2 separate regions of the Homo sapiens genome follow, and region 2 is linked to region 1. Evidence: read pairs that join two places in POLR2A ChIA-PET (ENCODE). Cell type or tissue: HepG2. All regions are shown on one strand. Each heading gives the region's core, and the rest is flanking DNA. Links, peaks and the distances in the headings are about the cores only.

What was found. Peaks named below come from ENCODE experiments on the same cell type or tissue, not always from the same donor. Only the 100,000 strongest peaks of a DNase experiment are listed, where the experiment ranks them.
Region 2: POLR2A ChIA-PET joins it to region 1 with 5 read pairs; 1 of 35 experiments calls an interaction of 5 or more read pairs at or near these places.

The regions. Positions count from the first base shown.
Region 1 is chr2:113,178,142-113,183,223 of GRCh38, reverse strand. PSD4 (pleckstrin and Sec7 domain containing 4) reads right to left here. Exons shown (of 17, transcript NM_012455.3): 2 at 1-878. The coding sequence starts at 767. Among named protein-coding and RNA genes, the nearest start is that of PSD4, 6.7 kb to the right of the region's middle. In HepG2, for the core only: a CTCF peak has its summit at 2,552; DNase peaks (open chromatin) are centred at 1,893 and 2,603.
Region 2 is chr2:112,312,714-112,317,795 of GRCh38, reverse strand. ZC3H6 (zinc finger CCCH-type containing 6) reads right to left here. Exons shown (of 12, transcript NM_198581.3): 6 at 1,210-1,326; 7 at 464-575. Among named protein-coding and RNA genes, the nearest start is that of ZC3H6, 40 kb to the right of the region's middle. In HepG2, for the core only: no CTCF peak of the experiment used is centred there; a DNase peak (open chromatin) is centred at 2,775; H3K4me3 peaks cover 410 bases.

The sequences.
Region 1 (5,082 bases), core at 443-4,442:
CAAGGACTCGCCAGGAAGAGGGGGTTGCTGAAGAACATGCTCTCCTCCTCAGCTCCCCACTGTGGGGAAGAGTCTGGGGTTCCCTCTCTCAGCCATGCCTGGCCCTCTCCCTCAGGCTCACTGCTGTCTTCCCCTGAGTCTTCATTCTCAGGTGGGCTGGAGTGCAGGCCCGTGTCCCCGGGGAGGTCCACAGGGGGCGTGGGGAGACAGCATTTCAGCCCAGCCTTGAGCCCTTCCGTCTTCTCCAGCTCCTCCTCCAGGTCTAGGACACACATCTGGGCCTGCAGGATGCCTGCCCAGAACACTACCTGTGTGGACGTGCTCCGGTTCTGCTTTGGGCTCCCCGGTAGATGGCTGTTCACTGGTGACCCTGGTGATGCTGTGTTCTGCCTGTGCTCCCTCTGGGCAGAGGGGCTCCCCAGGTGTGTGAGCTCCACACCGGAGCCCCAGGGAGGAGCATCTTGTCTGGTAGATTCAGGAGGGTCAGTGGCCCGGGTTTGCTCCTGGCAAGGCTCCAGCCCGTCCTGATGGACCCAGCTCCCCAGGTGTGTGAGCTCCACACCGGAGCCCCAGGGAGGAACATTTTGTCTGGTAGGTTCAGGAGGGTCAGTGGCCCAGGTTTGCTCCTCGAAAGGCTCCGGTGGATCCTCATGGCTGCACGTTTCCCTTGGGCACTCTCCTGGGTGGGGCTCCAGGCTGTCTCCCAAGTACAGGTTGAGAATTTCCATGGGCTGGGGGTGGTCAGGGAGTCTGTAGTCACCCATCATCCACTGAGCAAAAGCTGCCCAGGAGTGCCCCGGAGCATCTGCTTTCACGGTCTCACTGTGTGGACTAGGGGGAGCACTGGCCGCTGGAGAAACTGGGAATCCATATCTACCCTGGAAATGCCCAAAGCAAGTGCAGGTTAGGGAAGGGCTGTCAGCCTCTGGAGGCACGTGTGTAGTGTGTTAGATGTGTTTGGAGTGTCTTCCCCATCTATGCCTGCTGCTCCTTAGCACTGCCCTCCACAGCCCTGCTGGGAGTAAGGAGTGTACCACATATTCCATCTGATCCCACAATCTCTAAACTTGCACCAGGGCAGCACCTGCCCCAAAGACACCCATCTGTTGGCTGAAGGTAGCCCATGTGGCTTAGCTGAAAAGAACAAACTGGCCAAATCAGATCCTTCTCTTGGGCATTTGGATTGGAGAGTGTGGAGACCGAGGTGGTTGGCAGCAGGAACTGAAGGCGGAAATGCCTCTAGGTATCAAGGAAGCAGCTGCAAGCCACAAAGGACATGTAAACCAAAGCATGTGGGAGCCAAACAGACACAGACGAGGTGAGGAGAATGCAACAGACTCATGGAAGAAGCAGGCACCCACGACATGAAGGCCACAGCCTGCCTTACTTCCACTTTCCAAGGCTCCTATCCTTGGGGCCTTACCCTGTTCACCAGGCTGGCTCACAGCCTGCTTCTTTGTCCTTGTAAGCTGTTGGCAGCTTGGAATTTGGCCCAGGTGGAAGCAGCAAGGGGCTCTCTGCTTAACTCAGCCCAAGCCCTCATGAAGGGAGGATGCTTCAGCCCTGCTGCCTACCACCCAGCAGACTGCCTGCTGCATGGGGAGGAGATCTCTGCCTTCTAGGGAGGAAGAGGCTGGGATGTGGCAGCCATGTCTGCCTGGAACTGCCTCACATCTGCCCAGAGCTGCTGTGTGCACAGCCTGCACTAACACTCTGGGTGGGCCCTTATCAGATGAGCCCAGGAACCTCGCAGGGTGTTTTCTAGAAGCATGCATTTCCATCCCCTGCATGCAGCCCACCGCTTACACGGCTCTCAGAGCAGCCCTGCTTCCTCAGAATAGCTGGCTTGTTTTGATCCAAAGCACACTGTGAAGCTTGTAACTTGTTTGTCTCATGGTGCTGGCTCTCCACAAAGTGGAAGTGCAGGGTCAAGTACACAGGTCCTTATGGCATGTCGTAAGCACTCCCCTGGCAGCTGTCTTTTTTTTTTTTTTTTGAGACAGAGTCTCGCTCTGTCACCCGGGTTGGAGTGTAGCGGCACAGTCTTGGCTCACTGCAACCTCTGCCTCCTGGGTTCAAGCGATTCTCCTGCCTCAGCCTCCCGAGTAGCTAGAATTATAGGCGTCTACCACCATGCTCTGCTAATTTTTTTTTTTTTTTGTATTTCTAGTAGAGATGGGGTTTCACCATGTTAGCCAGGCTAGTCTCGAACTCCTGACCTCAAGTGATCTGCCCACCTTGGCCTCCCAAAGTGGTGGGATTATAGGTGTGAGCCGCTGCACCCAGCAGCTGTCTTTTCTTATTTTCCCTTTGCCTCATTTTCTTCACTCACAGATTTCTATCTTGAAGGCTTACGTGCGTGCTTGTGAGCTATATTAGAATATTTTGGGGAGCAAGACTATTAACAAACACACACATGCTCCCAGTTTATAACCACGTGTGACTTCCAGATACCCAAGAACAACAGCCCCTTCCACATGCAGTTAACCATGCCTGTCCCCACCCACCACTCCCCCAACCTCGCACCTGAAAGATGAGCAGTCCCCTGCGTGTCGCTGTTTAACAGATGAGGAAGCCTTAGCCTGAGTCTGGCTTAATGACTCACAGCTGGTGACAGGGGCCGGACTCCGACCCCAGACCATCCACCTTCCGGTCTGCAGCTCTCTCTGCCCTTTCCCTGCTCCAGTATGAAGAGAGTGAGCCCAGGTGGCCTCGTCCAGGGCTCCAGACCTCACACTGAGATCCTCCCACAGGCAGGCTGTAGGACAGGAGCTTGACTGGCATGCAGGGCCCTAACCAGCACACATAACAAACCCATGGGGGTCAGCTCCTCCCTGCCCAGCACTAGAGAACATAAGCTGAATCAATAGCCACATGGACTGCAGCTCAAACCCTCGTCCTGCCACATACAACTGAGTGGATAAGCCTGGAAAGTTCCTTAGCATCTGGGAGCCCCACTGCAGTGGGGAGCTAGGGTTAACGGAGGTGATTCGCGCGGCCTTCAGCCCAGGCTTGGCCCACTGTTAGACACTCAGTAAATGGTAACCCTCAGCGCTCTCTCACGAAGGTCAGGGGGTCCAGCTGTTATTCAAGGTCACCTAGAAAACATTGCTTTGCCCCACGCCTTTTTTCTGGAGGGCACCTGAGAGAAGGAAGGAGGGCCAGTATGCATTTCAGTTTCTTATTCACCTTGAAAGTATCCTTTTTCTAAAAGTGCCTCCAAAAGAAATCTCTTTCTGGGTTTTTACCCCTCCCTCTGACCCAACCCTTGCATTCCTGTTTTAGAATAACAAGAATCTAGACTTGCTGGATGACACCCTCAGGATTCTGATGTTCCAGCCCACCCGGAATGGTCCCTGACCGGCCTTCAGGGCCCTTCCACCTGTTAGTTAAGGCAGCCTCCCCAACAGGCTGACTTTCCGAGAGGAGAGGCCCTTTCTTATGTTTAATCTTGTACTTGATGCTCTGAATCAAATGGACCAGATTTGGTCTCATCAGAGATGTTTGAACCAGAGTGGCTCCATCTTGAATAGGGGCTGGGTAAAATAAGGCTGAGACCTACTGGGCTGCATTCCCGGGAAGCTAGGCATTCTAAGTCACAGGATGAGATAAGAGGTCGGCTCAAGATACGGGTATCCTTAATCCAGCAGCCCAAGCGCTGCTCTGCCTATGGAGTAACCATTCTTTTATTCTTTTACTTTGCTAATAAACTTGCCCTCATTTTATGGATTCACCTTGAATTCTTTCTTGCACGAGATCCAAGAACCCTCTCTTGGGGTCTGGATTGGAATCCCTTTCCATTAACAGTCTTGCCTTTCATTCTTCTCCTATGGATCCAGCCTTCACTCATCATTCTAGGTTCTGCCTCTCCACCTCCCACCACTACCTCCAGGTAACAGGCAGAGGATTTGTATGGTTTACTCCTTAAGTCCATACCACTCTCTGCTCCCCATGCAGCTGCCCATTGTCACCCTCAGTGCTCTCTGGGCAAGAGGCCTGAGACGGTTCTACTTCTAAGGCAGAAGGGATGAGGAGCCTCAGGATCTATTGTCTATACTAGGGAAAACACCCTGGACCCCAAATCTCCCTCCCCAAACCTGCCTGGTGGAGAGCAACCGAGTGTGAGCAAGGAGGTGACTCACCCCACCACATCCCACTGCGCCTCCTCAAGACACCAGCCCATGGGGTATAATAAATGACTAGGAAGACATGTTTATTTAGAGATAGAGGGGAAAGCTGGGGAGAAGCACCTGGTTTACAGGTACCAGAACATAGGACATCCCTAGCTCTACTCAACTGCCTCCCTTCCCAGACCCCAAAGCCACCCTCCACGTCTCTGTAAAGTCCTGGTCTTTGGGCCCAAATAGTTCTCCTGCCATGCAAAATCCCTGATCCCTTCTCCTGTTCTCATTCACCCAACTCCACACATTGTACCTGAATGAGTGCCAGCCTCATGGCCCTATGAGCCCCAGAGCATTTTGCCAGGATAACGCCAACCCACCTTCTCTCACCATCAGTCAACTCACTTGGCAAGAAACGTTCCCGTGCCAATATGGGAATGGGAGTGGGAATGCGGGGCTGGGCCTGCTAGAAAGGACATCCTGAATTTTTCATAAGATGAGAGGAAACCCCACTTGTCTCTCTTTGCACATATGTACTTGCAAATAGATATGTATATGTACATAAAGCAGCCCTCTAGGTACACGCTAATGCTGATACTAGATACAAGTGAGGATTGGACTTGCCTTCCCAGAAAAAAACCAGCGTTCCTTGCTGGGTTTTTTCAGAGGAAAAAAAATAAATACCAGAGGCTGCAGCAGCTTTCCGAGCAAAGAGAAGAGAGCAGATCTCTGGGGCCTGCAGCACCTGAGGAGCCTGGGAGGGGTGGGGGTGAGGAACTGGTCAGTGGAGGGGAGCCCAAGGCAATGGAGACAGGAAGGGTGGAGACAGATCAGGTATTCAGTGGGGACAAGGCATGTAGTTTGACTGGCTGCGACATTTTTTTTTAGACGGTATCTTGCTCTGTCACCCAGGCTAGAGTGCAGTGGCATGATCTTAGCTCACTGCAACTTCTGACTCCCA
Region 2 (5,082 bases), core at 481-4,480, 870 kb after region 1:
TAGGAGCAGGAATACAATTTAAATGTATATATTTCCCAAGGGAGAGTGGGGAAGAATATACAGCATCTATCATTGAGTGGTAAGATTTGATAAGACTTATAATCTTCACAATGATAATTTTTTACTCCCGAACTTAAGTAAAATAATTATGGAATAAAATAAGTATTTTGCCAACTACTCCTTCAGGAAGCACAATCTCTTGAAATACTTTAAGCTGATTATATTAAAGTACCTTCCCTTCACAGAATTTTTTCCAAAGGGCAGTTATCTCATTTCCCTAAAGAATAAAGGTCAGTTTGCTCTTTTGAAGTACAAAGTTTGACTAGACTGGGTTTATGTAATGTGTTGTTTTAAATTTAAAACCAAACTAGGCTTTATAGGGTGTATTTATTATTTTTTAAAACCTCAATGATGCTTTAAAACCCCAGCATTTTATTTAACATACATTTTAAATAAAGGATATTATGCATATAAATGCAGTTCTCTCCTTTGGTACAATATCCTTGTAAATAAAATTTGCAGATCTCTTTTCTTTTCTCCAACTCTGCATCATGATCAAATTTACACTGATCTCCCTATTCACAAAAAAAAAAAAAAGAAAAAAGAAAAAAAGGTAAGAAACAATGAGAAACAAAGAAACAACAGCTGAATTTTCTACATGGTGTCTCATGGTAAAATTATGGTCATTATCTTCAGTCTTTAATAATGAACAAATAATAACTCAAATGACCCCTTAGAATTCCTGCCCAAGACAGTGGATGTAGCTACATGCATTAAGGCAGCACAGTGAGCAAGACCTCACAGGATACTGCCTGAATTGGCAACCAGCACTCACCATTTCTTGCTGAGCTACCATGGGAACTTACTTAACCTCTTGGTGCCATGAATAAAATGGGGATAATAACATTAACTACTTTGTAGGGTCACTGTAGGATTAAATCATTTAATATTAGTTGTACTTTGAACAGTACTTGCCACGTAGCATTATGTGTCTTTTAAACAAATCCGATTTCAACAAATTATGTTATTGTCCCAGAACATAATTAAATGAGCTCTAATGTACGGTATTTCCATGCAAGATACATTTTAAAGACCCAGTTTTATTACAACTATATGAGAAGAGAAAAAAATTAACCATCCCCCAAAAGACTTTAATTTTAAAGATTATTTTGGAAGTTAAAATGACTTATGATACCTCTATAAATTTACCTTAATACACCTCCCTTCCAGGAAGTATTTACAGATTTGTTTTCCTTTGTGTTCCACTGTGTGCTGATTAATAAATTCCTGAGTCATAACCTTCCATTTTTTCCCTGGTTTATTATACTGCAAGAAAAAAATTCCATTTGAATGCAGCATATGAAATATTAATAGGTATCAAAATGTATGATTAAGTTGATCTGGAAAAAAGTACAAATTGACTACAAAAAGTGATCAAGATTGAACATTCTGATGCTATTCATTTATTTGGAGAGAGATATGTGTCTAGTAATCTACTTATGCTACTAGTGATCGCAAAAAAAAGCCTATTTCTTTCTATTTTAATGAAGATGAATAACTTTTTAAATAAAATTATAAAAAGTTTAAAAATTCACAATTCTCAATTTGGGCAAAGACACAATAAAATATGCACTCATATTATTGATAGGTATGTTATAAAAGACTTTAAAATATCCATATTGTTTGACATACAACTTGTACTTTTTGGGATTATTTTGAAAGAATTATCAGGGAGACACAAAGATCTAGTCATATAATAAAATACTGACATAGTAAAACAAACAGCAAAACGAGAAACACTCTACACATTTAAAACTAGAAGACTGGTCAAATATATTATGATACACTTAGGTGGTAGAATATTATGCAGTCATTAAAAAATCAACAACTTTGGATCATAAAAACTGTTTACAGATCAGGCATGGTGGCTCATGCCTGTAATCCCAGCACTTTGGGATCATTTGAGGCCAGGAGTTTGAGACCAGCCTGGCCAACATAGTGAAATCCTGTCCATACTAAAAATACAAAAAATTAGCCAGGTGTGGTGGCACACACCTCTGTAATCTCAGCTACTTGGGAGGCTGAGGCACGAGAATCGCTTGAACCTGGGAGGTGGAGCCTGCAGTGAGAGCCAAGATCACGCCACTGCATTCCTGCCTGGGCAACAGAGTGAGAGTGTCTCAAACAAACAAACAAAAAAAAAACAAAAAAAAAGTTTACAATATTTTATGAAGTAAAAAATTGATCCCAATTCTACAATAATAAATAAAGGCAAAGGAAAAAAGACAAAAAGAATATACCCCCATATTTTACAGTGTATGTCTCTGGATGGCAGGATTAGAGATTTTATGTGTGTGGTTATTTTGTACTTTCTTTAGGGGAAAAAAAGGGCAAACAAACAGGCGGCGTGTATTACTTTTAACTTTTAAATATAAAAAGTTAAGAAAAAAACTTAAGAAAATTAAAGGAAAAGAAATCTTATAGCCCTACTTGTTTTCCTTACTTCTCCTGAGTCCCCTATTCAACTTCTGCTTTAAGTATAAGATTAAGTAACAAGGCAGAGTATGATGCTTAGCCATGCTAAATGTAATGAGTTACATTCATCAACTCTAAAAAACAACATTATTTTTCATGCACCTGGCATGCACTGTGCCCTGTATATCATAGGAGTTCAATGACTATTTACTCTTCTGATTTGATTTCTGTTTTCCCTTTTCTCTTAATTTGCTAAAAGATAGAGCATAAAGTTCAATCTACTGAAAACAAGAGATTGCCTCACAGCAAACATTGAGGCAATAGATGTCTAAATTGAAATCTGATCCCCAGCATTCACAGCTCAAATCACATTTTACTGTAAGAATTCTAAAAAAGGTACAAGAATACAAAGTAAACAGATAATCCTAGAGATTCGTTTTAAAAATATAAACATACCTAATTTACCCCAGGAAAACACAATGAAATTGCTTATAATATACTATGACAGAATCATTTAAAGTGTCTCAAATCTATATAAATTTGATTCACAAACATTTTTATGTTTAGAGATTCGTTTAGAATAAGCAGATATAAATGACCAGCTCACATAGGCATTCTATACAAAGAATCATGGCTGTTATAAAATAAAATAAACAGCCAAAGAAAGTAAATTATGCAAAAATCAATGAGCAACCTGAGGAATATAACTCTGAAATTAAAAAGTAAAAAAATTAGGTAATCACACACACACACACACCCTGAAAAATGCAACAAGTTGTACTTAGCGTTTCATTAATAACTTACTCTTTCTGTATACATTACTTCCAAATAATGTTTCATTGTTTTAATAGAGGATTGTGGTGAGGAAGTGTTTTGTTTTGTTTTTTAGTTTAGTTCCACTTAAATGAGTAGAAAGTATGTCAGTGTCCACAGCTATGGGAAACCTGACTATAATCAAGGTACTATAGAAAATCTAAAGCAACTTTAACAAATAAATTTTTAGGGCAAAATTAAGTGCCCAGAAGATATGGTGAGTTAGCAGACTGACAGAACTCAGGAATTGTGCCTTGCAACTCCTCCTATATTCTTTGCATTACAAGACAGTACTGCGAATAAAAAAAAATACAAGAATGAAGGAGAGAAAGAGGGAGAGATGGAGGGAGAAAAAAAACCAAGCTACCTACTGTACTTGGTCATTTTAAAACTTATTTACTTTAGAAGATATATTGATACAAGAGACAAGAGCATAAAATATTAATATATATCAGGTAGAGGAAATGTAAGGATCTACCAGGAAAATAATATTTATTACAAAAAAATGTAATAGGTACAGTAAATACTAAAACAATTTAAGAGTATTATGGCCAATAAAATGAAGAAGCCTTTAAAATTCAGTGAAAGTTTGCTTCTTTGTGACTACTCTTGATTTTTCAAAAAAATTATGATGAATCTGAAGGTACCCCGAATTGATTTGGCTTTGGAGACTCTCATAGTCTCTGAAAGGCCTAGGACAGAGACGGATCTATCTTGGCCACTCTGCTGTGGCCTCCATGTTCATGCTATTCTGGATGGGCCACCTGCAGACCATTCCTGAACATGAACTGCTTCCGTGGGCTCTGGCACACTCCCAGTTGTTTCTGGAATCATAAGAAATGTCTCTCGTGATAGCCAATAAATTGACATGACTGATAATGTATTTTTATCTTTATTTTTCTGTTATATGATTATCTTTTAGGTATAGCCCAGATCTACAGACATCTAAAATGCTGTGCTTGATGGGGCCCTTAGAGTTAACTTAATACTATACCCTCATTTTGCAGATTAAGCAAATTGAGGCAAAGAGACAGGTATAACTTGCTCAAAGTCACACTTTCCTGGAAGCTAATTTTGTTTAAAGGTATAGGGTGTAAGAACTGGGTATAGGTGCAGGCTTACTTAGAAAGCATTTGTATTAGTTTGGGTTAGGGAAATCAGCATATTCTAAAGGTCTACTGGTGTCTAAGAAGATGACAGGCAGGTTTTTAGTCACCCCAAAATTCTAAAATAATAACCATAGTAATTCCAAAGCTGCTGTTCCATGGAACAGTGAGTGGCTCAGTGAATGTTAGTAGGTGTGTAGGGAAAAAAATAGTTTGTAGTTGAGTAAATGATGGGTTGAACAAAATAAGCTTCTTTTTGCCTAAGCTGCTCACAAGCTTTACTACATTAATGTCAACTGAGAATCTCCAAAAGCAGATGGCATGTGCTGGGTTTCGCAAATTTATTTGGGTCTGACCTTCTTTTTTTAGGTCACACCTGTTAACATCTCCTGAAACAGTATACTAAGGAGTGCATATTAAGAAATCTCTGCCCACTATCTTTAAACTGAGAGATCAGAAAACCAAGCATTTTCAAATTATAGTATATAGCTATCCCTCTCAGCTCTCACACAAAGTTGCAGCTTTTTTTTTTTTTTTATTTTGAGATGGAGTCTCGCTCTGTCACCCAGGCTGGAGTGTAGTGGAGCCATCTTGGCTCACTGCAACCTCCGCCTCCTGGGTTCAAGCGACTCTTCTGCCTCAGCCTCCCGAGTAGCTGGGACTACAGATGTGCACCACCACATCCGAC